Linked DNA regions of Mus musculus: regions 1 and 2 are each linked to region 3. Evidence: chromatin loops called from intact Hi-C (ENCODE). Cell type or tissue: left cerebral cortex. All regions are shown on one strand. Region 1 has its middle 4.8 kb from the start of Gm5420. Region 2 overlaps 1700020N01Rik (RIKEN cDNA 1700020N01 gene). Region 3 holds the start of Sgk1 (serum/glucocorticoid regulated kinase 1).

Region 1 (8,000 bases), 200 kb before region 3:
GGAGAAGGACCCTACACACACACACACACACACACACACACACACACACACCACACACACACACACACACACTCAGACCTGGCTGGAGAGTTCTATAAGCTTACAGAGGACCATCCAGAGGATGGTAGGTTGTTGCAGGCCTATCTGCTACCTCATGCAAGAAATGGCCAAGCAGTGAAAGGGCAGCATTCAGAGCTCTAAAATAACTGCAGCTTGCTTCTGCCTCCAGCTCTTGCCCAAGATTCACACTTGTGGCCCCACCTACCCAAAATACAAAGGAAAGGGAGTCCTAGGAGACAGAATTCAGCCTAGTCATGTCTGCTCACTAAACAGCCGTACCTTCCAGTCTGAACTCTCCTACCCCTCCTGTGTCACATTCAGTTTCCACGTTAAGGTTGTGCACTGTCCCCTCCCACCATGATGTATCTCCCAAGTACAACCAAAATCACACTTACCTTTCCTCCAGAAGAAACTCTAAGGCTCTTTTTCTTGACTTTGGAAGATGTTACCCTGTTGCCCAGGTGGCATGCACATCCCCTTTGGTACTCTATCCTATACATATTAAGTTACTACTCATCACATGGCAAGGAGATGTGAGAGAAGACATACAAAGGTAACAGATGAGACATTTATACTTGTATAATTACATATACATAGATAACCGTAACAAAATGAAATAGAAAGGCCCATAATTATTACTTATGTCTGCATGATCACATGGCCACAGATGAACAGTTATAGTCACCTTTTCCCATCTCCCTCCCTCTGATTGCCTGAGTTGGTTGTGGATTCTTGTTTAATGGTGTGGACCGAATCTTTTTTTCTCAAAGGCTCGGGGTCATTAGCAGTTCTGCTAATTGAGTAAGTGGTTTCCCATTGCCTTTAATTACAGTTAAGAGAAGACTGGGAGCAACCTCTAAGATCTTTAGCTCTTTCGCACATGCATGCCTTTGCTCTCTCATGCAGAAACAGTTTCCTTACAAATCAATTCCTTTTCGTCTGTGGGTTAGATGTCATGAGTCAAGAAGCTGGGCGGCAGTCTACTTCAATCAACTCATAGCATGGTTTGAATTGAAGCCTTCCTCTTTCTGAAACTAGTATCCATGGACACTGAGAGCCCAATGCCTCAGGAATTGGACGGATGAGATGTGCTCAGTAGATCACTAGTAGTAATAGTGAGATGTTATTTCCTGACTCCTAAATCCTACTACAGGAGAAACTGAAATATGAATTATATGCTGACCTAGGTGGAACTTTGCATCTAAAGAACAGTAAGTGGGCCTTCAAAAGAATAGTCTGTCCGTCTATTAAGCCAATGAAGACCACAGTAAGATCAATAGCTGGCATGCATGCAGCCACTTCTGTGCCCCCTTTGCCATGGAAGAAGTCTCAATCACGAGTGACACTGTGTGAAATCCGTTACGGTTCTGGTTTGGGGGTGGGAAGGGGTTAGCAGAAATACTGCGGGTGTAGGAGTCAAATGCCTATTCACAGTGAGTCTCTATTCTAGGAAGAGAAAATATGCGTCTCTTCCATGAGGAAAATGATGTGGTGTCAATTAATCTGCTAATGGATGTCTTGCTAGGAACTGGGTGTGGTGCCAAGTCAAGGTCTTGTTGGCTATTTGAAGACTAAGCACACAGCAAATCCCTTTCCAGCTTTTTTTTTTCTTTCTTTTTTTTTCAGAGCAAAGATTATGGTGTGCTCATCAGAGAAGGCACCAAGAAGATGAAGGAGAAGCTAAGGGGAGACAGGTCAGCTTCAAGCCAAGGACCTGCCTCACAGTGGAGAGGCCGGCCAGCAGAAGAGCATGAGGGAGCTAAATGCGTTAGTGTTTCATGTCTCCCTCGCCTTCCATCATTAAAGCCTTTCTTGACAGTTCTCCCTACTCAGAAACATGAAGGAATTGTCAGAAATCTGGTTTAGCTTAAGCACCACACACACACAACTTGGGGTAGATTATTTGAGGATAGAAACCTGTTTGAGATAAAGGAAAGCAGCCCTTGTGCCCAGGAATTCTCATCAATTTTCCTTAAGAACCTGAAAGGTTTTTTTCTTCTTACCTACAAAGCATTGATTCTATAGTGTGTGTGTGTGTGTGTGTGTGTGTGTGTGTGTGTATGTCCCACACTGGGGAGATTATCAAAAGAGATGTTTTTGGAAACATGCTACTTCTTAATAAATAAATATTTAACACTATGAAAATATATTCACAGTAGGAGTGTATTATTTATCAACCAATTCCTAGTGAGACTAAATTTTGTTTAGCTTTAAGATTTCTTTCTCTTTTTTTTTTTATACTGTTCAAAGAATTTGAATTTGCTTTAAAGTGTAAAAATGTGCTGCAGGCAGAAGGCAGTGTGAAATGTTCTTGCATGATAATGAAGAGAAAAACTCAAAAACTTGCTCTCCAGCTCGCCTGTGCCGATGCTCTGAGGTAAATGACTGCAGGGCTTTCAGAATCCACCGTCCTGGGACCGCCCTTTCCTAGGCAAAGCATCCTCCTCCTTCATGCAGTCAGAGGCATTTCCCTTTTGTTTCTGGTCCATTCTCTCAGAGAAAACTGACAACCACCGATAGATAACCTCTTTATTCACCAATTTCCTTAGAAAATGATAAGAAGGGGGTCCTGTCTAGGAAGACAGAGGTGAGTGTATGTGCCAAGCTCCAGCGGGATCGGAAGAGAATTCACCATGGAGGACAGCTACCAGGAAAGCAGCCATGTCTGAGACTGATGGGAGGGTGGTGCTCAGATCAGCCCTTCCTATCTCAGACCCACACATGATTTCCCGATGAAGACATTTGTCCACCCAGCATCGCTGGTGTCTCTAACCATTCCTACCACAGAACAACAGCTGTCAACACCTGCCCCAGACACAGAAGCCAGGAGAGACTGCAAGTGGGAAAGGGACTGCAATACAAAAACAACTCTGTCCTCTTAGGGACAAAATTGCTCCTATCCATTGCTGACTATGTATCATCTTTGACAAGGACTTAACTATGTAACTTCTAATGAATATGATCACTTAATTAAGGAAGCAAGTTGTCACGTGGCTCTTCAGACACCTGGTTCTATGCCAAAAGGAGTCTGGTGGCTTTTCTTTACTAGGGCATTTGAAGTTTAAAATTTCAAATGAGGTTGATGTGGAGAATCAGTGCATGTTAGGGTCACAATAGACAAAGACCTGAATGACTGGACAAAGGAGGGAGGGGCATAAGAGAACGGAAAATTTTAGGGGACTTTTCCACTCATGGGCAGCATACACCCTCATGCAAACAAAGCCTTGAGGCTAAGACCATATTTTTTTTTTAAAGTGATGAAAGATTTGCTAAGGCCTGGGAGGGGGTGAACAATGGCTCTTTTTTAAAATCCTCCAAAATTCAGTCCGACATGCTAGCAGTTGCAGGGGAAAGCCTTTTGTTTCTGTTTCCAAAATGTGAGTTTCCTTCCTGGAGCCCAGAAAGTTTGAGCTGCTGTCTGTCAGAGGCCAGAGAGCTTAACTGTCAGCCTCTCTGCCCTGACATCTGTCCTTGTCCTGAGTCCCTCACGCTGTTAACCAGCCACCTCTGACAGGAGACACTTGGCTCCGCTAGTCAGAGAGAAGCCACCAGGCGGGTTCTGGAACTCTTAGTTTGCTGGGTGTCGCTCAGTAGCAGCCTCCAGTGAGCTGCTCTCCACGGTGGTCTGTACCCGAGTGGGGATGACAAGGACTCCTGACCACACGAGTCTTTGCCACCTGTGTCTTCTTCCCTTCTTCCTCCACGGATTGTTAGAACCACTTAAAAGCAAAACACCAAAAAAAATACCCCTGGTATCTTTAGCTGCTCCAGCTCACTGTGTTCAGATGCAGTTGCTAAGCTCTGTTGGATAAAACTTAGTACTTAGAGAAAAGTCCACACGGAGTTTTGTTGTGGTGGTGGTGTATTGTGTTGTGTGTTTAATTCAGCTGTGGATAATAGAACAGGTTGCCTTTTAAAAAATGCTGTACCCCATCTCCTCCTCCTTTCTCTATCTGACTTCCAACTGCCAGCCAGTCTGGGAACAGCTCGAAGCTCACTGTGGTCATATGCTATACTGTACTTTGGTGCTTAACAACCTTCATCGAGCTGTCACAAACGGATGATCTCATCGGTCCTCAGATGACCCTGAGATGTGGATAGGGTTGCTGGATTCTTTATCACGGGTTCCCACATGAAGAAAGGAGAGTAAATAAATTATATAACACAGCCAAGGTCACTGTGGCAGTGGTGCAACTGGATTCCAACAGAAGCATTCAACTTCCGGGCTGGCCCCCTGGTTTGTTTACCTTTCCACCTTTGTCGATGGGGCCGATCCAACCCTGTTCAGGAAGGTTATGTGCCTCCTTTGAATTCACCGTTTCTCATGGTAAAGGTTAGCAAGAGTGTAGCCACAGTTCTCTGGTCTCAGTACCTACACACATTTGAGAGGTGACAATTTTTTCTGTTTCTATGTTCTGTTTTCATGCTGGCTTATTATTGTCTTTCCTAGCAGGGATTTTCTATTTAAAAGTCATAATGGGAGCAATTTCTTTTATCTCCTTATTTTCTCTCTTCTGTGTTTTCCCTTCCTTTGTCTTTCTTCTCACACTTCCTCTTTGCTTCCTTTTTCTCTCTGCCTGCCTTTTTCCTGCTTCGTGTGTGTGTGTGTGTGTGTGTGTGTGTGTGTGTGTGTGTGTGAGAACATCTCTATGTGAGTATGTGTTATGTGTGTGAGTGTGTGTATGTGTGTATGTGTGTCCGAGTGTCTATGTGAGAATGTATATGTGACTGTGTGTGAGTTGTGTGTATGTGAGTGTATGTGAGTGAGCATGTGAGTGGGTGTGTGAGTTTGTGTGTGTGTGTTGTGTAATTGTGTGTGAGTAAGTGAGTGGGTTGTGACTCTGTGTGTGTGTGTGTGTGCTGCTAATTATGTACTATAATTTCTGGCTAAGGTATAAGTGTTGAGGCCATACGATTTCACAGGCTGTTATTTTGTCAGTGAATTTTTTTAAGTAATAATTTTCTACATGAGTGAAGAGTAGACAATATTTACACTAATCAAAGAACACATATGGTTAAAAAAAATGAAGACAATATAACTTGCAGATTTCTTCAATGGGCAGTGCCACTTGTTCCTTGTCTTCTCAAATGAAGAATTCCATGGAGGGACACGGGCAGTTTAACCACAGGTAGATTTAGCAAAGCAAAGAGGGATGGAGTGGGCTGTTCCAAAGGGGCTTAGAAGGCTGGTGGATTCTGTATGCTGATTTAAGAGGAACGTATGAATATTTATGGATGGATGGCATATTTATGAAGGCGAGGCCAACTTTCTCCTGTCCAAGTTAGGGTAGACTAGATCTCTTATCTAGGGTATTTCTTTTGTAATTCTCTTTAGATATCTATGGGAGGTGGTGGGTGTGGGCCGGTGTTTCAAAGGCATGTAGAGGTGATTGCATAATACAGTCAGTCACAGAATGTGTCATATTGATGGTGTTTGTTGATAAGTCATGTATGGCAGGTTGTTGGCTCGCCTTCCCCCCCCCCAAAAAAAAAAACAATAATAAGAGAGAAGAGATAAGGGGCATTGCAGTGTTGTTTCTCTTTTTATGCTTGTCAGGTTGGGTGCCAGAGGTGAAGCGGGTGGTTAGATAGCAGCTGCACCCTAGAAGCCATGGGTCATGTGATCCGAGCGCAGCTACATACACCAATCATTTCTACTTCTGTACTTTTATCAACGGAATTACAGCAACCTATGTTTTCAGTAAACTTTAACTGCGGGTTTCATTTCACATTTTAAAAATCGTTATTAAAGCATCAGCCTGCTGAAATGATTACACAAGCCTAGAACGGTGCTTCGGGGAGGAGAGATGCGGCTTCTCCGCAGGAGCGAGCAGGGTTTTCAAAGGAAGAGTGGAGGGGAAAGGGCATCGGGGTTTCTTCCACTTTAATATGAAAATCATGAGCATTCATAGGAGTGCTGTCGACTACCTATTAGAAAATGCATGCAGCATGAATAATCTACAGAGCTGACTGCTTTACAGAGATGCTTTTAAAAAAAGAGGGGTTGCTTTTTGCGACCCAGGAGATTTTTGTTGTTTTGTTTTACACCCCAGGTTGTTCTAGAGGGGAGGGGAGTATATGCTTACTATTCAGAAATGAGCCCTCACTGTGAAGTTGGCAAGAGAAAGGAAAAGCCTAAGAAGGGTATTCTGCTCCACTCTGAGTTTCTTTCCCTTTTGGGGCAATAATGGATGGAATGGTTGTCAATACTCCTGAAAATGGAATTTGTTTAAAAGGACTTTAAATGTTATGTTTCTCCCTTAAGGCTGAGTAACAAAGTGTCACTGTGCGAAGTCTTCAAGCTTCCCTGAATGAATAAGGAAATAGATCAGACCACAGAAACTGAGAAATGTCCTGTAGAGTCATTTCGATGACAATTTTATTTTTGAAGCTGGTCATTTAGTACACCCAAGCACGAAAGCTAACAGTGATGAGCAACAGAATTGTCACCGTTAAGCTCATTTTATGTCCAGTAGAACTGGGTTAAAAAACCAAGGACTGTGCTGTCGTCCAAAGCTTGAGCTGTGCACAGGGTTCTGTGAAGGGTCTTGCTCAACTGTCCTGCACGGGAACCTGAGGCTGTTAGCGGTGTCCTTGTGAGTTTTAGCTAGTAGACTCAGGGTGAGGGATGGTGAGTCTAGGACGTAACTGAAACTCTCTGCTCACAAGCCGGAACTGGCAGTTTGTAAAAACAAACTTCTGAAAGGAGTGCAGATGAATGTCATGGCAAGTCAAACTGAACTTGGTGTGATAAACTGAACCCTATATGCCTATAAGAACAAGGAGTTCCAAGGCAAGATATGCCAGGCTTTGAAAAGTCCTCAAACAGAGAGCACAGCATTTGTATCGGACATTTCCTTTCCTCAACTGCTTGCGTGTCTATTTCAATATTAATTTGAATGTGTTTTCTTCAAAACAGAGTAATTGTCTCCAAGTTTTAAAAAAAAAAGTGTGACCATCAAGACTATAAATGCATTGTACTTAGTGGGTTGTTCTAAACAGCAACTCGGTCTCAAAAACAGCCTGGAGCACAAACTTAGGTTGCAAACAAATAACATAGGTATACCGTTTCACCTGTATAATGACAGCAGGTAATGGTAAAAAGCCCATCTTCAGGACCCCATGCATGGCGTATAGCCATGAGGAAAACAATCTATTAGGAAGCTAGAAAACTGGGTTTGCATTCTTCTAACAAGCTAGAGTAGAGAAAGACAGGGAAGTGTGTCTATGCAGTGTCAGAGGACATTACAAGTACTGAGTCGTGGCTACTCTGGTAGAAAGTGTACAAGCCTACGCCCTTATATAACTTGTTAAATTGAATATTAATGGTAGAAGTACTCCTTTAAATGTATGGTTTGTGATTTGAGTTGTTTTAAAAGAAAAGAATCAATTTCTCTGATTTTCTTTCATTTCTTGAAATCTGAACACACATGGGGGATGGGCTTTCGCCAGAGGCGAGTGTGAAGACACTAAAGGGGCAGATTTGCAGGCAAGACGACTACATAAGGGAAAGTAAAATTCAGGGGAAAGTCCTTGGTTGAATGGCTTGTTTCAAGTTGAATGACTGTGGATGCAGCCCAACAGTCAAGGCAGTTTACCATCTGAGCCTAATCCTCCTGCACAATACATCTATCCGATCTTCCCCCATGAAGCCCCTTTCTTATCACCTATGACTCCCCTGTGACCTTCTATTTCCTACCTTTGTGCTGTGGTTATCTGCTTCCTCTAACCTGTACTTTCCTAGGTCTCTCTGATCAACCTCCACAGTTCGACCTCTTCTGAGAAGCCACCACGATAACCTCAATCCGATAGGTCCTGGCCCTTTCCTGAACTCAACAACAGCCAGATTCTGGAAGCCGTTAGCCTGTGCCCCTGATAACACCCACATCTTTGCCACCAAGATCTCCTTCCTCCTATTCGCAGAGCTTGACATATTTCTT
Region 2 (8,000 bases), 280 kb before region 3:
GTGTACTTTCATGCCCTGCATCCGCACTCGCCCCCATAACCTAAGCCTATAGAAAAGTTAGAGCCAGGATCTGCATGTGAGAACAGATCGTATTTGTCTTTTTGGCCATTAAGTGATTTGATACAATCTTAGTACTCCATTGAGAAGGGAGAAAACCCATATCCAGTTTCTTCTTCTGGAAGTAGCCCAAGAGAAGATTTTATTTATGGTCGATACACTCGTGAATAAAGAGGGGCTAATTGTAATATTTTATCTCCTCGATCATACTCATTACAGGTGGACTTGGACTCCCCTTCAGTATCGGTTACTTTCCTGTCACTGTGATAAAACACCTTGACCAAGGCCACTTAAAGAAAGAAGAGTTGGTTATGGGGTTGATTACAGTTCCAGAGGCATCACTATTAGGTTGGAGAAACTTGGCAGCAGGCAGCCATGGCAGGAGGAGCAGCCAGGAGCTCACATCTTGAACCACAAGAAGCAGAGAGAGCAAACTGGGGATGGTGAGAGGCTCTTAAACCTCAAAACCCTCTGCCCCCAGTGATGAACTTCCTTCTCCTTGACCACACCTCCTAAGCCTCCCCAAACACTCAGCACCTATTAGGGATCCAGTATTCAAATTCCCGAGATCATGAGGGCCTTCTCATTTAAGCCACCAGTGTTGGTTCTGCAGTTTGGAGAGGCTTAAGAAGTGTGACCAAAATGGGGGATGTTTGACCTTGGGGGTGGGCTTAAATAATGCACATTCCAGTTTAAACCTTCCTTAGCATGGACCTATTCTCGGTGCAATCTGCTGCACTGTTTTATAAGAGCATCCACGCTGAATACTGAATTTTGCGTAACTGCACAGAAGCTACGAGTTTGTGGTCATATCTGTACTTACATAAAAGCGAAAGCTCTCACTTCTGCTGCCGCTTGCTCCATCTGTCCAGCCAGGCTCTCTCCCTTCACCTCTCCTCAAGCCATTTTCTCCTCAGGTTCTTTACAAATGGTGCTGGACAATAGTGCTGGACCCTCAAATGGCCATTCTCTTCCAGTGTGTTCTCACCTCCACATGGGCGTTCCCTGGCTATGCTGTCATCTAATGCATAAAATGGGACACACACATGAGCATTATGTAGCAACAGTTATGTTGTTAAAGATAATTCAATAATATTTTGGTTTAGTCCAATATATCTAAAATAGTATTCTTTTCAGAGTTGAGTATGAAATTGTGTTCACGATAAGTGCACATGTGCATATGTGTGCCCAGTTGCATTCATGTGGATGCCGGAGGAGGGCACCACATGTCCTTTTGTACATCTTTCTGACTAGTTGAGCCAGTGTCTCTCACTGAATCTGAAGCTGCTTCAGCTAACAGTAAGTTCTAAGGACCTTCCTGTCTCTCCTCCCTGATACTGGGGTTGTAGGCTTGCACAGCCATGCTAGGCTTTTATTCGGATACACTGGATTCAAATTTAGGTCTTTGTGCTTGCATAGTAGACGTTCTTCTCCACTGAGCCATCCCCTGCCCTGTTAAAGCAACTATTAAGGAGGTACTTTGCATTCATTTGTTCTTCATAGTAAGTCTAACCATCTCTGAAAGCACACCTCCATTTGGACTAGTAATGGGGATTTTTTAGGTTGTATTGTGTGTAAATGTTTTGCCTGCATGTATTATGTCTACCATGTATGCATCTGGCACCTGCAGAGGTTTGAAGGGAGTGTCCCATCCCTGGAACTGGAGTTGTACACTGGTGTGACCTGCCATGTGGGTCCTGGAAGCCAAACCTGGATCCTCTGCAAAAACAAGTGTTCCTAACCACTGAGCCACCTCTCCAGCCCCACTCACATTTTAACTGTGTGAGGTACATGTGGCTGCTGACTACTGCATGAGACAGCACAGATATAAAACAACTATCTACTTTACTCACTCTGTCCAGCTACTTCAGCTACTCCAACTACTCTGGCTACTCCACTCCTATAACACTTGTTAGACTTTGGGATTATCCTGTTTATGTCTTTGCCAAATTCTCTTTGTTTGTTTGTTTCATTGGTTTTGATATGTTAAGTCCCAAAGACCAGGGGCTTCATTTTATTCTGTCATGGCCACAGAACTCAGTACACTGTCAATCAATCTTAAATATTTGGTAAAAGGACTTCAGTAAGAAATCATTGTGTTGTTAGACTAATGGGATTCGCATGTGGTTTCTGTTTCTCACCTTTCCTCCCTTCTGATATCTTCCATCTAGGGAGACTTACACAAGTACTGACTGTCTGTTTCCTTTCGTTTTTTCAAGCTCTATCATAAGTAGCCTGCGTTGTCTGGACCTTACAGAGTTTCCAGCATTGGTTGGAATTGGGTTGGTTTCTAGGGGAAGTACTCTCTGAGCTACCTTTGATGTTATCTCAAGTTCACATTCCACTTGCACCAAGCAAGAAGAAGACCTTCAAAGCAACCTTCTGGGATTTTTCCTGTCTTTCTTTTCCCCATTGGCCATTACAAAGGTAAACTGCCCATTGTTATGATTTCAGCCAATGGTCTGTGGTCAGTTGTGGGCCCTGCAAAACTACCAAAAGGCTGAGCATTTCCCTGCATTGCTGCTCTGGAGCAGCTCCGGGCTTGCTCTTAACCTCTGTGTGACAGTGCACAATGGGTTCAGATCTGTTTGTGCTCATTGCCTCCATTGTAAAAGGAAAAGCACACTAGAGTTTATGTCCAGTGTAGGAGTATAGAGAACGGAACCACAGACAGAGGCCCTCACACACAGTCAGGCAATGTGGTGGGTTGACCTACCATCTAATGTCTGTCCAAAGTGCAGACAGAGTGTTGGAGTAGAATTATGTTCTAAGTAGAATAGGAAAAGTAAGTGGGCTTTAGAAAGAATTCCTGCTCTTTCTATACTTAGAGAGGTTTACAGAAGTGTTTCCTGATTCACCCTGCCCTTCCTAACACCTCTTCTCTCCACACTCTGCTGATCTCTGAATTATACTGCATCCTAGCTCGGGAAACCTAGTAGACTGGATTGACTGAAAACCTAGTAGAAGGGTTGCTGCATTTAAGATTGGTCTGTTTTCAACTTAGAGTTCATTCATTCATTATGAGATAGACCTTTGTCCTCCTACTATGTGTAAGAATTGGAGATGAGAACAGAAAAAAAAAAACAAAACAAAAACAGTTTAATCATTCAGCTAGCCGTGATTGAGTGCCTTGAAGGAGAAGGTGGTTTCACAAGATTGAGTTGAGCCCCTTCTGTTAAAGGCCATATGGGAGAGAGGCTTTAGTGGGGGTGTGGGGTAAAGTTCTAAACAGTGGGAGAAGCAAATTTCAGCCTACTGAGGTGGGAAATAATCTAGCATAATCGAGAGACTATTAAACAGTGGCCCAGGCTGTACCCCAGGGGCCTCCCAGGTCAGTAAAAATGAATCAGAGCTTGTTTTATGCTTTTCTCCACGAAGGGGCTGAGAATTTACGGCCCTTAGTGATGTTCCGCCACTGTTTACCTGATACTTGGAGTTTAGCTTCTACATGGTGTGACAAGCCCATCGAAATTTTGACTTTCCCATGTGCCTTAGTGGTAGACCTATAAATCCCTTCACTTCTGTTTGGAAGTTCTCTGAGCCAAGTCACCTGCTTGCAATAGCAGGCTGTGGGCACTAGGGGGCAAGGGAACGTTTTCCTACATTTCTTTTGGTAAGCCAGTGAATGGTGACTGTCCATGGGCTTTGACCTTTGACCTTCACATTGAGTTAATGAGGGAGGTCATACCACATGTGCAGGCCATCGCTTTTCTCATCTTATTGAAGCATTACAAAACCAAGCCAGCAGATCTCTGAGATTACAGGTATGATTTAATGCTCTCTGAATTCAAGAAGCTGCCTCAATCGGGGGTCACTGAAGCCGTGGGGGTTCATGATAATGGTTTAGAAACATCAACAGAACATATTTCAAAGGACTTCTCAAAATCTTTAACTCTAGTCTCAGGGACTAAAAGGGACACATAGTCTAGAAAACAGGGTCTTCAGCAGCCTTCCAAGACTGTTCCCTGCTAGGATGGGGACTGGGAGCGGAACCAGAGAGATGCTGGAATCTTAACTGTGTTATTGGCAGGCCTAGGCCGTCTGAGTTGATAAACCATTACTAGGAACACAGTGAGATTTCCACTTGGAGTTAGGTGTTGCTGGGTTTTTGCTGCACTTCTGGAAGCTGTGTTTGCAACACATAATAAATAATGATACCTCTAGGGGAAACAGAAAAATAGACAAGGCTACTCATTACTGCAAATTGGTCATGGAGTGACTGGGTGGTGCAAACCTCACACCGGTCATATTACAGTGATTGCTGCAGACAGCAGTCCTATGCCAGTCACGAGGAAAATCAAATAATTAGCAGATGTCATCAGTGCCAATCTGTTGGTGTTTAAAAATGGACCGAGTGAATCAGCAAACTATTTAGGAAAGTAAGGCTGTGCCGATCATTCTGTCATGAGAAGCCTTGTGTGAACAATATGGCCTATGTGTCATTAGGGTACTTCAGCATGACCATGAGAAAGAAAATGGAGGCCTGTATATCCAGCATAACGACAAGAGCCAGCTATGTTTACAAGTACCACACTGCGCAGATGCCTTTAAACTTTCAAACAGTATTTAAAACAAATGACTAAGGCAATGTCTCACTGTGATTATTGTCACTGTCACCATTAAAAGCAAATGACACAGTTTAAAGTGAGACACAAGCTCTCCTCTCTAGATGCATTGATGATGGAATAGGAATAGGCGTGGACATAAGAAGTATGTAGATAGAGATGAAGTGACTACAGGCACAATAAAAATAGACGAGCATCACTTATGGAAATGGAATAGAGTAGCCGTAGGCCTAACACTGAGGGACTCTGTCTAAGCATCATTGCGTTTACACTTGAGAGCAGTCCTGTGTTGGCTTCCTATTATCCCATTCTCCTCATAGATGTAGGGGAGGAGACTTGGGAAAGTGGTCCCAGATGTGAAAACAAGTCTGCCATCTCTAGTGGGACACTATTCCTTCCAAGCACTTTGTCCCTGCACAGGTACCCTACATTTCTGCCGCAGTGTTTGCTTGTGTCTATGTAACAACACCGCATCTTCTAGGTGCATTTCTACTATTCTGATGTTACCATTTGTACCATTCCTAACAACACAAATGTAAACTCTGTTGTGTTTGAGGCCAATTCTGCATTCGGTTGTAATCCTAGCAAGTCCTTACCATGTACTATGAACTGTGCTAAACATCTCACATACCGTAGTTATGTAGGGTAAATGTTATTCCCATTTTACACATAAAGAAGCTGAGGCTTAAGAGAAACGAAGTGACTTTCAAATAGTAACAGATCTAGGGCACAATTAAACAAGACCCTGAACCTGGTCTGTCGGCACCCAAAGGGTCACATATTCCCATAAAGCTGTGCTGCTCAGGTGCTCTGCTGACCGCTAAGGGGCTTCATTCAACATGGGCTTCACCACCAGCTTCTCCATGGATAAGATAATTAGGACGAAAAGTAGGTCTGTGTCTCCCCACAGCGACCCGGATGGCATCTGAGTCAGTGTGCAAGGAAGAGATCTTTGTCATTTTTCCAATTATCTCTGCTTGGGGCTATGTTCCCTAGGGGCTCTCAGGCTATGGGAACTGGTGAGAAGTGTAAACTCAGTGAACTGAAGGAATGGTAGACTGTCCCCAGTGCGCACATGCTCCCAGGGAAAAGAGTGCTTCAAGCAACAACCGGGGTTTATTTTTCTTTTTTCTTTTATTGTATATTTTCTTTTACTTACATTTCAAATGTTATCACCTTTCCAGGTCTCCCCTCTGGAAACCCCTATCCCATCCACCCTGCCCTGCCTCTATAAGGGTGCTTCCCCCACCCCTGACCCCTGCCCACTCCTGCCTTCCCTCCCTGACATTCCCCTACACTGGGGCACCAAACCCCCTAGTCCCAAGGGCCTCTCCTCCCACTGATGTCCAACAAGGCCATCCTCTGCCACATATGTGGCTGGAGCCCTTTGGTTGATGGTCCTATTCCCGGGAGCTTGGGGCGTCTGGCCAGTTGACACTGCAACAACCGATTTTTTAAAGCTATCCTGTCGCAGTAGTGATGCTCAACTGTGTGAACTTTCCCAGGAGCAAGTGAGTAAAACCATGTACTCACCCCAAGTGGAGCACCAAGGACAAAGAAAGGAAACAACCGAGTATCACTGGACACTAGTGAGAGCACAGAGCAGTGGCTACTCACAGGAGAGGGGCGAGGTGACATAGGAGTGACTGTCCCACTGAAGAACTGTCTTCCTTCAAGCAGCCATCAGCTGCCTGTAAACCCCCTGGTAGGAATAGGGTCTCTTAAGCTCCACCCCTTCCCCTTCTGTGGTGGAACCTTAGTGGTCTCAACCTTGTGTCGTCCCCCTGTGGTAATTACAGTCCCAGAGGACAGTGGGCAGCCGTGTGCATAGGACAGCATTCCACAACATGGATAAATCGGGACAGGCGCAGGATAAGCAACGTGTTGGAATCTTAGTCCTCAGTAGAAAGAGGATGTAAAGGTGACTTATTTCACTCTCACTGCAGTGAGGAGAGTAAGACACAGACATCCACAGTTGCAGAGTTTCTGAGTGGCAAATGGGGTTGGAGGAGGGAAGGCCGATTCCCAGGTGCGTGTTCCTTCCACAACAAGCCGTTTCCTCCCTCGGGTGCAATTTAAAAGGAAAGCACAAACTACCTTCAGTGACCTGATTAGATAATTAAGTTTTGATATTTATTTATTTATTTATTTATTTATTTATTGGCTTTTCAAGATAGGGGTTTCTCTGTGTAACCTTGGCTCCCGACTCCTGGAATTAAAGACATGTGCTACCTTGTCTGCCATGTTTTGATTTTTTTTTAAATCCACTTTTTAATATAAGGCCACTTTCCAATTAAACATATCCTAGGAGCATGGACTCAGACACATCTTAGGGTTGTCTGACTTGGAGCATGAGTCTTGATGGATTATCAACAGACTGAGATCAGGGAAGGGCATAGCGTAAGGGAGGTGGTGGGAGAGCCAGAAGTGGGGGCAGTCCACTCTCACTCCGGCTCTTCATATTCTGGAAAGCCAGTAGGTCTTCTCCGTCTGCTCGGCTCACGAAGGGATTTAGTTCTCTTCACTGCCTTCCCCGCTAAGTGATCATAAAGAGACATTGATTGGCAGCTTGCTCCAGGCTTCCCACACAGCTACGTGGAACTCCCACCCATCCCTAAAATGAGCCTTGTATTTGATATGCCTTATTTTTTCACTGCAGTCTCCAATTTAGATATCTGGCAGTTCTTAAAGGACAGTGTCTGTGTTATTTTCCTTGTATAGCATCTAGCACTATGTCAATTATAAACACCGTGAAGGAAAAAATAACATGATACTGGCCCACAAGACAACGCAAGCATCAGAATTTACAGTTTTCATTTTTAAGGCCAGCATATAAACATGTAGCAGGGGAAATAGAAGAATGGGTGCCATATGGTTTCCCCCAATGTTTCTTCTAAAATTCAAAGTCCATGAACTGTGTCCCATAGCCAGTGGAGTCCACTGTGGTGGAGCCTGGGGCTGCTCAGCACTGCAGGCTGCAGAAGGCCTTTGGACCTGAAGCATTCACCCCGCAGCTGGATGGGGGAACTCCCTGGAGAAGAGCCAACTGGTATTTTTTGCTGAGGCTGTCAGTGACACAAGTTGTCACAAGTCTCTTCCCCTTTCTTCCCTGCTCTGTGGAAGACTGGCATGAATATTTCCTACCCCTATTCTCCTTCCCTACGGTTCCCCACTGCACAGGGCTCACTGCCATTCAGATGGCTGGCCTGGCAGGCCACCTGTGGAGGAGTGCCTCTGGCACTGAGCCTAGACATCGAGAGTAAGTTAGACTCAGGATTTTTGGATCCTGACTTCTGTCCTGATGTTTCCCAATCACACTCACTTGAACAGAGACAGATGGTTTGCAGCTAGCCCTGGGAGCAGAAGTTGTCTGGCTTT
Region 3 (8,000 bases):
AAGGCCAGAGACAACCTAGTGAGATACTGCCTCAAAACCAAGAAAGGAAAGGAAGGAGGTGGGAAATATAGCTCAACAGTAAAGGGTTTGTCTAGGATGCATGAAGTATCACATCTGATCTCCAACACTGCAAGACATAACAAAGAGATGCATAAAGATATACGTAAAACAAAAACTACCTTGTACTTCTTTTTAAAGCATTTGTATTGAGGCTACCAAGATAGATACTTAGGAAACAGAGGTGATAGTAGGCCTATGTCTTAGCTGTGAATAGACACTATGACCAAAGCAACTCTTATACGGACAATATTTAATTGGGGCTGACTTACAGGTTCAAAGGTTCAGTTTATTATCATCAAGGCAGGAGCATGGCAGCATCCAGGCAGAAGGAGCTGGGAGTTCTACATCTTCATCTGAAGGCTGCTAGCAGAATACTGGCTTCCAGGCAGCTAGGATGAGAGTCTTAAAGCCCATGCCCACAGTGACACATACTCCAACAAGGCCACACCTACTCGAACAAGGCCACACCTTCTAATAGTGCCACTTCCTGGGCCACACATATACAAACCTACAGCCTATCTGCTAATGGTCTCATTATGACAAGGAAAGTTCAAGAGGAAAGAGAGACCCTGCTGTCCCAAGAGAGCTAACTGTGTCCTGTAAACACTTTATTGTTGTTGTAATGACCAAACTATGGCCCTAAATTATGGATCCCTCTACCTTTTGTCACCTGCCTTTCCTTCCTATCCTGTCACCTGCAAAGGAGAATAGATCTAATGCTTAAGTACATGTGTACATACTTAGTCATGTTCTATTACTGTGAAGAGACACTATGACCAAGGCAAATACTATAAAAGATAATGTTTAATTGGGGGGCTTGCTCATGGTTTCTGAGGGGTGATCATCATGGCAGGGAGAGTGTCAGGTACTGAAGAAGTAACTGAGAGCTTTATAAACTGACATGACTTGAAAGCTGTGGGGGGTCGGGGGATGGGGGAGCAGGCCTGGAATGGGTTTTTGCAATCTCAAAGGCCACCCCTCAGTGACACAAGGCCACACCTCCTAGTCCTTTCCAAACAGTTCACCAACCGGGGGATAAGCATGCAGTTCTATGAGCCTCTGAAAGCCATTCTCATTCAAACCATGATATGTACATTGCTCCTGTGATACAAAGTATGCACCATTGCGCTCATGACCTTGTGTAAAGTCTAGCATAGGCTAGCTATGGCGTCAGCATCTGGAGGTGGCCTTTGGGGGACAGGAAGAATGAATTAGTCTTTAGTTTTGTCTTCGTCTCCTTCCCTTATAGACTCCATGAGACATTTCTCTTCACCTTAGGTCAATGGAGAATCTGCCAAAGCAAGTCTGTGTGGTAGAACAACAGGAAATCCAACTGAGGGCCCCAGAATCACCCGCTTCCCTGGGTTATTTAAAATATATATATTTATCACCCACATTCAATAAATGGCTGTTATAACACTTTGTGAGGAACAGTGAAGAAAGGAACAGGAAAGAGATTGAATGGCTTTCACTGTTTTCTAATGAAACTTACTGAGGTATAATTTTACTGTGCAAAACAAATTCTTTTTCGTTTCATGATGAAGTTTGGTTCTTACTGTAGTCATTACCATAATCCCGATGGGGAACATTTCTTTCATCTTAGAATAATTCTCTTTGAGTTCTCTCTGGTGATTTTAGATGGCCCCTTTAGGAAAATCACGGCCTACTGAAGCTGTAGATTACATAATGTATCCTTGTGTCTTGTACAACTTCATCCATATCTCACCTCATAGAAACTCATACTCTAAAGGAACTCAGGCACCTCTTCCCCAGTTAATCCACGTTTCCCATATAAATGGTGTAACAATGTGGGTTTTGTTGTTGTTATTGTTCTGTTTGGGTGTTGTTTCTGGCTAGGATCCCATGAATTCTAGTCTGGCCTCAAACTCTGAGGATAAGCTTGCATTTCTGATCCTCCTACCTTTAACCTCCCAACTGCAGGGGTTCTAATCCCATGTTGCCACAGTGTCTGTCGCTGTTTTGTTTTTTCTTTTGTTTGTTTGCTTGTTTTGTGGTCCTGAGGATTAAACTCATGGTTTCATGCAAGCACTCAATCAACAATTATTTTTAAGGATAGTTCTAGTGTATTTCCTACCAGTGAACGCTTACTGGTTTTGGATTTGAATGCTATATTTGAATAGAATGAGATGTCAAACAAGTGATTGAGTGGCTGAATTAATGAATGAGTGAATGAATGAGTGAGTGAGTGAGTGATCGTGTATGTCTATCTCATAGACCAAAGTACAGCCGGAGGTGAAGTAGCTGATCAAAACCACATGCTAACAGGGACCCCAAACCTTTTTGCTATAAATCCTATTTAAAAAACAAAACAAAACTCATAAAATATCAGCATCAAAGAGCACAAGTGGAAACGAGCTACGCATAATTAAATGTTTTTGTTAAATGAATTCACTTTGCAGAGGTTCAGGATAAGTTGGGGCATGTAAAAAGACTCGTCCTTGCTTCCTGTGACTCCCTTAGCATTGAATGGATTCAGCACGAATTTTTGGTGAAGGTCTGGGCAAGGTTCTGCCTATTGGTTTTGCACACTTTGTTTCTGTTCATTGATTTTCTCTTACTGCCGGCTTCTCTGTTGAAAAGGGTGGGCTTACCTCCCCAGTTGTTCCTTCTAATGTCACAGCGGAAGGAAGGGCATCCGAGGACCCTACAGAGTAAGAGACCATTCACTGCTACACATGTGTAGGCACATTATTTTATTTTTCAAGGTTTCATAGGGCAGGAACACGTTTGATGCCCCCCACCCCCTGCCTCCGGGGCTTGGTATCAGAACCGGAATCTGAAGAACTTCATTGAGAATTACATTATTGGGTCTGCATTTTACTCTGGTTACCACATTGTTGCAAAGAAAAACCAATTCAAAGAACCCTCCCAAGGGAATCCGTTGTTCTGTGTTTTCTGTGTCTCCTGACCATCCTCTGATCTTACTCACATATGCATGCATGCATCCTTGCTCCTTCCTGCCTTGCTTTCTCTTTCCATTTACCTTTCTGAGGAGGCTCTCTCCCTTCCTCCTTCCCTCCCTCCGGCTTCAGCTCTTTCTTACTCCTTCCCCCAGCTGCTTAACTACAGCTCCCACTGGAACCTACACAATCAAAAACAGCTCTCCTCCAGCAGCCTCCAGCAGCGCATCACCTGGAGCAGAGCGAGTCGCTCGCTCCCCGCTCAGCCCGGGAGCAGCTCGGTAGCTGGGGGCGGGGACGGTACCCTGCTCTCGCCTGAGCGCCCGCCAGAGCATCTCTGGATAGATTTGCTGTATCCCGCCATCCGGCCCCGGGGTCCTGTTGTGGTGATGCTTACGTTTCAAAGCAATGATGGAAAGAGAAAAGCCATTGCCAGTGGCCTCTGAAAGTGGGGCGAGTTACTGCAGTCGCTGCCGCAGCAGGATGAGCGAGTGAAAAACTGAGCCCCGTTAGCCTCTCCATCCCGTTCGGTCTTCATTCACCGTCTCCAGGAAGGCGGATCGGGATACAGATGCAGTAAACCAAGCCGGTGCCACCCTGGATCTATAACTGTGAAGTCCCTTCTGTGGAAGATGGTAAACAAAGACATGAATGGATTCCCGGTCAAGAAATGCTCAGCGTTCCAATTTTTTAAGAAACGGGTAAGCCCAGGTTGTGGTTGTTGCTTTTGTTTTCTACGCTGCTTCTCTCAAATGCTTTTGGAGGCTTGCCTAGGGTAAGCCTCGGGTTTTGTTACTGAGCCCTTCGTGAAAGCAGAGCTTCTGGTGTCAGTGGTCAAGGTGAGCGCTGGCCCTGCTGAGATTCATATTTGTTGGGGGGTGGGTAGGGGAGATGTTGATGGAAAGGGGGGGCTCAGAGGAGTTGCATTGGAAGAAGGGGGTTGGGCCGAGATGCCTTCAAATGGGTTTAAGATGGGAACTGAGATTTCTCAATCAAAGCCATGCCCAGGATTACAAGGCAGTTTCAAAGACAGCTGGCCCGAGTGCAGTTAATAAGAAGCAATTTAGTCTGGGCTAATTAAGTAGCTCTCTCGCTCTTATCTTTGAAGGGTTCAACTTTGCCACACCTTCCCTCCGTCTCAAGGGCTGCTGCATTTTCGTCTTCAATTGTTAGAAGCAGCTTTGGCTCCTCAAATCCATTCTGCCACTATCTCTATCTTTGGGGTAAACAGGAAAGGACCAGAGTGACCTTTGACAGAAATGATGGACTCCCAACATCTCAAACCCTCTATTTCAAGTTGCCTCAATTTTGCCTAGCACACGTGCCCTTACCAAAAGAATAAGGGATAGCCTGTTTTATAGCCCAAACTATGATTGGGGGGGGGGGCGTGCGGGGAGGGTTCTGCTGCTATGTACATTTGCTGTATACATTTGTTTAAATTCCTTTCATTCATAATGTTAGTAATGTCATAGGGCTGTAAATGAATAGACCTTTCTCTGTTTCACAGATAAACTCAGTTCATTGCAATGGCCACACTGGAGGTCTGTGGCTCTGCAAATTTATACATGAGTGGGGACTCAGAAATGAGTGGTTGTTGGAAGACTGATCATTGACATCCTTATGGGGAGTGTCTCTTAAGCAATAGGAGGCTCCTGTAGCCCCAGTTGTGCCGTCCTATTTAGTGCCCGGGGCGGTCCTATCCAGCTGCTTCCTTCCATTCATTCACCCTTCCCTTCATTCAGGCCGCGTCTGTGTGTGCCGAAAAGGCAACAGAACGTAATGAATTACAGGCTGGGCTGGACGGCCTCCTAGCACTGAAGGGTCAAGCTGGAAAGGCAGGTCTGCAAACCAGCAGTCTGCAAGCGCCAGCAGGAGCTCTCTCACATCCTGGCTTAGAGATCCCCAAATCTATGGCCAAATGCAAACGATACGCACTAAATCTGAGTAACGCTAACTCCTGCAGCCAGTGTCAGTTGAGAGGTCTTTCCCCAGTAGAGTCTGCAAGTCAGCCCAGCTTCTTGGTCCTCCCGCACTACTAAGGTCTCCCCTGTAGTCAAAAGATACTTTTCCAAGGGAAGCACCCTTTTATTTAGTCCTTAAATTCTTTACTTCCTTCTAACTAACTAGCCAAAGTTTGCTGTTTTTTTTTTTTTTTTTTTTTTTTTTCTCTAGCTACATTGACCAAGCTGTCTTGAATGCCTGGGCTGAAATGATCCTCCTGCCTCAGTTTCTTGTGTATTGGAACTATAGGTTTAGGCTTATGAGCTTATGCCTATCTTAACTAATTTATTTGGTGCTATTAAGGGTATTTTGTTTTACAGTGCTGGGCCTCAAGCATGCAAGTCACCCCTCCCCCACAAGCCCCATCCCCAAACAGTGAACTACGTTCACAGTCCCTGGGGAGTTTAGAACCCTTTCAGCTATATATTGTCAGTCAACCAAGTGTCAGTTACATACTGTTTATTTATTATAATAGTTTCTTATTTTCTTTGCCATCAAAATATACTACTAGAAATCCCAGCTTGACATCTGGTTGCATTTTGCTTACGAGCATAATTTACCAGTGTGTTTCAGCCAGTGTTTCTGCAGACCTTGGGTTTTGGAAAGAGTGAGACAGGGTACAGATGTCTTCTCAAAAACTGCAGGGAGAAAGAGATTTACACCATGAGGTCCAGCAGGCCATTTCACTGGGTTCAGTCTGCTGGAGATTGGGTCTGACATCTCCCTGCCCCCCCTCTGCTCTCCTTGCCCCTCAAGGACAGTAGAATGTGACATGTGTCACGTCATTGACAGCCCTGGGGAGAAATTCCTTGATTCCTGTCTACTTTGTTTTATTACACATCCGATTTATTCTGTATTCTAAATGCTCTCTGCTTGTACTCTGACCTTGCCTTGGCTTTTTCTAGTTTGGGTGTTTTTGTTTGACTGATTTGAGACGGGGTCTCTTTCTTCTAAACCCGATTAGCTTCCAACAGCTCATGGCGTAGCTGAGGCTGACCTTGAACTCCTGATCATTGAGGGCCTGTGACTCCTAGGTGCTGGGATCCCAGCCATGCTCCAGCATACATGGTTTTAAATGTATTATTATTGTTATTACACAGGTAATAGGAAAATAAATGTGTACAGTTAGAAGACAGTAGAGAAGTTTAGCTCACCTTTTCTGGAACTCTTCCTTCCCTCCTCATGTTGTCATGGATGCTAATACTTTGCTGAACTGCTCTATGTGCCTTACATACAAATTCATATTCTATAATGTCTTTGTTTTTGGCCAAGAATAATCCATTTCCTTATGTTCTATTGAAGTTCCACACATTTCTGCATATCTTAGTTTTAGCCCAGCTAGACAGTCCTACAAAGTAAACCTTTGTCTAATGCCCACATTGAGCTGTGAACAGAACTGGATTCTGGGGAGGTGGGGAGGGCTGTGCACACACACTCACCAAAGAAACAACTGAGTCCTGAACACAATTTTTTGATTGTAAAACACTAAAAGACGGCTTCCTACATTTCTCAGCTATCCAGAGGGAATCCAGTGAGCCACCAGAAGGGACTATAGCTAATGTGCTCCCATGGTGGCCCACCAGGAGCCGTATTCATTCTGACTGTGTTTTAAATCTCATGGACCAAGCAGTTTCTGCAGATTATTTCATTTATTCCTCATAGCAACCCAACAAAAGAAAAATGATTCTCTGTGCAAAGTGTAATGTAGAGAGACTGAACAATTAATTGGTTAATGTCAGTTTGTTTGTCTAAAGATCAAGTGTGGTTTTTGTTGTCGTTGTTGTTGTTGTTGTTGTCTAGGCTGGCCTCAACTCCTGCCCTCTTGACTCCACCTCATAAGTGCTAAGATTGTATGCTGAGGGTACCATCATGCCCAGTTCCAAATTGGATGTTTTGTCTCATATCATCCCCCTCTCCTCTTTCTTCGTTTCATGTCAGACTCTCCTCCACCCCCATGTGAAATAGGTATGTCACTACTCAATATCTGAAGCCCAGCCTCAGGAGGCAACCTTCTCCTAGCTCTCCGGACTCCCCTCAGTAGCAGCAGTCACTGGAGACAGCGCTGCTGACTGGAGGAGCAATGTCTAAGCAAAGCTAGGTCTGATGCTTTCCCCACAATCCTCTGGACTAATGCCTTTCTCTCTGATGTTTTAAAAGCTTGACTAATTTCACTTAGCTTACAATTGCTAAGCTAAACTAGGTAAGACTTTCTTTCATTCTATGTGTTAATGACAAATTGGTGCTAGATGTATACAGGTTATATTTTATTCTGAGAGCCTACAAAATTCAGTTAAGATGAATGGAAAAATTATTATTCTCAGTTTTTATGTGAAAATCTGAGAGCTGGAGAATATATCAATTATGATAAAGGTTATCCCTTTCCGAGGTGTTAAAGATTCCTCCCTGACGTGGATTCCTGCAGAATGACCCAGAAAACACAAATAAATGATATTGCCTTGAATTTGATAATCCTTAGTGGAAATACACCAAGTATGTGAACGAAATCTGATAACAGCCATGCTGCTATTATTACCTTTTATCAAATTTCAAAGGTATTTGACAGATAGAATTTCAGATTTGGAACCAGGAGCCAGGAGCTATAGTCCTAGTATTTGGGAGGCCAAAGTGTGTAGAATTGCCTTATAACCTACATAATAAGACCCTTCCTCAAAGAAAACACACACACACACACACATACACACACAGGCACACACACACACATACACACAACACATACATATCACACACACACACCACATACCACACACATAAACACACCTCACACATATCACACACACACACACCACATACCACACACATACACACCTCACACATATCACACACACACACACACACCACACCACACACACACACACACACACACACACATGCCACACATACACACACACACACATGCCACACATACACACACACACACCACCCATACAAACACACACACACTCACACACACACACACACACACACCACATACCACACACACATACCACACACACACAC

The links. Hi-C counts contacts between places; a loop is a spot of excess contacts. Peaks named below come from ENCODE experiments on the same cell type or tissue, not always from the same donor. Only the 100,000 strongest peaks of a DNase experiment are listed, where the experiment ranks them.
Region 1: a loop joins it to region 3, with 2.0 times the contacts of the local background. A loop is called at or near these places in 4 of 42 quality-filtered maps.
Region 2: a loop joins it to region 3, with 2.4 times the contacts of the local background. A loop is called at or near these places in 3 of 42 quality-filtered maps.

The regions. Positions count from the first base shown.
Region 1 is chr10:21,682,055-21,690,054 of GRCm38, forward strand. No RefSeq gene overlaps it. Among named protein-coding and RNA genes, the nearest start is that of Gm5420, 4.8 kb to the right of the region's middle. In left cerebral cortex, a CTCF peak has its summit at 3,598; DNase peaks (open chromatin) are centred at 2,435, 2,705, 3,230, 3,622 and 1 more place; H3K27ac peaks cover 2,064 bases.
Region 2 is chr10:21,597,490-21,605,489 of GRCm38, forward strand. The region is part of intron 2 of 1700020N01Rik (RIKEN cDNA 1700020N01 gene); the gene reads left to right. Among named protein-coding and RNA genes, the nearest start is that of 1700020N01Rik, 8.3 kb to the left of the region's middle. In left cerebral cortex, a CTCF peak has its summit at 3,627 (motif pointing right); DNase peaks (open chromatin) are centred at 915, 3,662, 6,530, 7,256 and 1 more place; H3K27ac peaks cover 1,041 bases.
Region 3 is chr10:21,879,026-21,887,025 of GRCm38, forward strand. It overlaps Sgk1 (serum/glucocorticoid regulated kinase 1), which reads left to right and starts at 3,159. Exons shown (of 14, transcript NM_001161845.2): 1 at 3,159-3,682. The coding sequence starts at 3,614. It overlaps Gm46215 (a long non-coding RNA gene), which reads right to left and starts at 3,253. Exons shown (of 3, transcript XR_001779732.1): 1 at 3,168-3,253; 2 at 2,673-2,725. In left cerebral cortex, no CTCF peak of the experiment used is centred here; DNase peaks (open chromatin) are centred at 3,302 and 4,718; H3K4me3 peaks cover 4,363 bases; H3K27ac peaks cover 2,972 bases.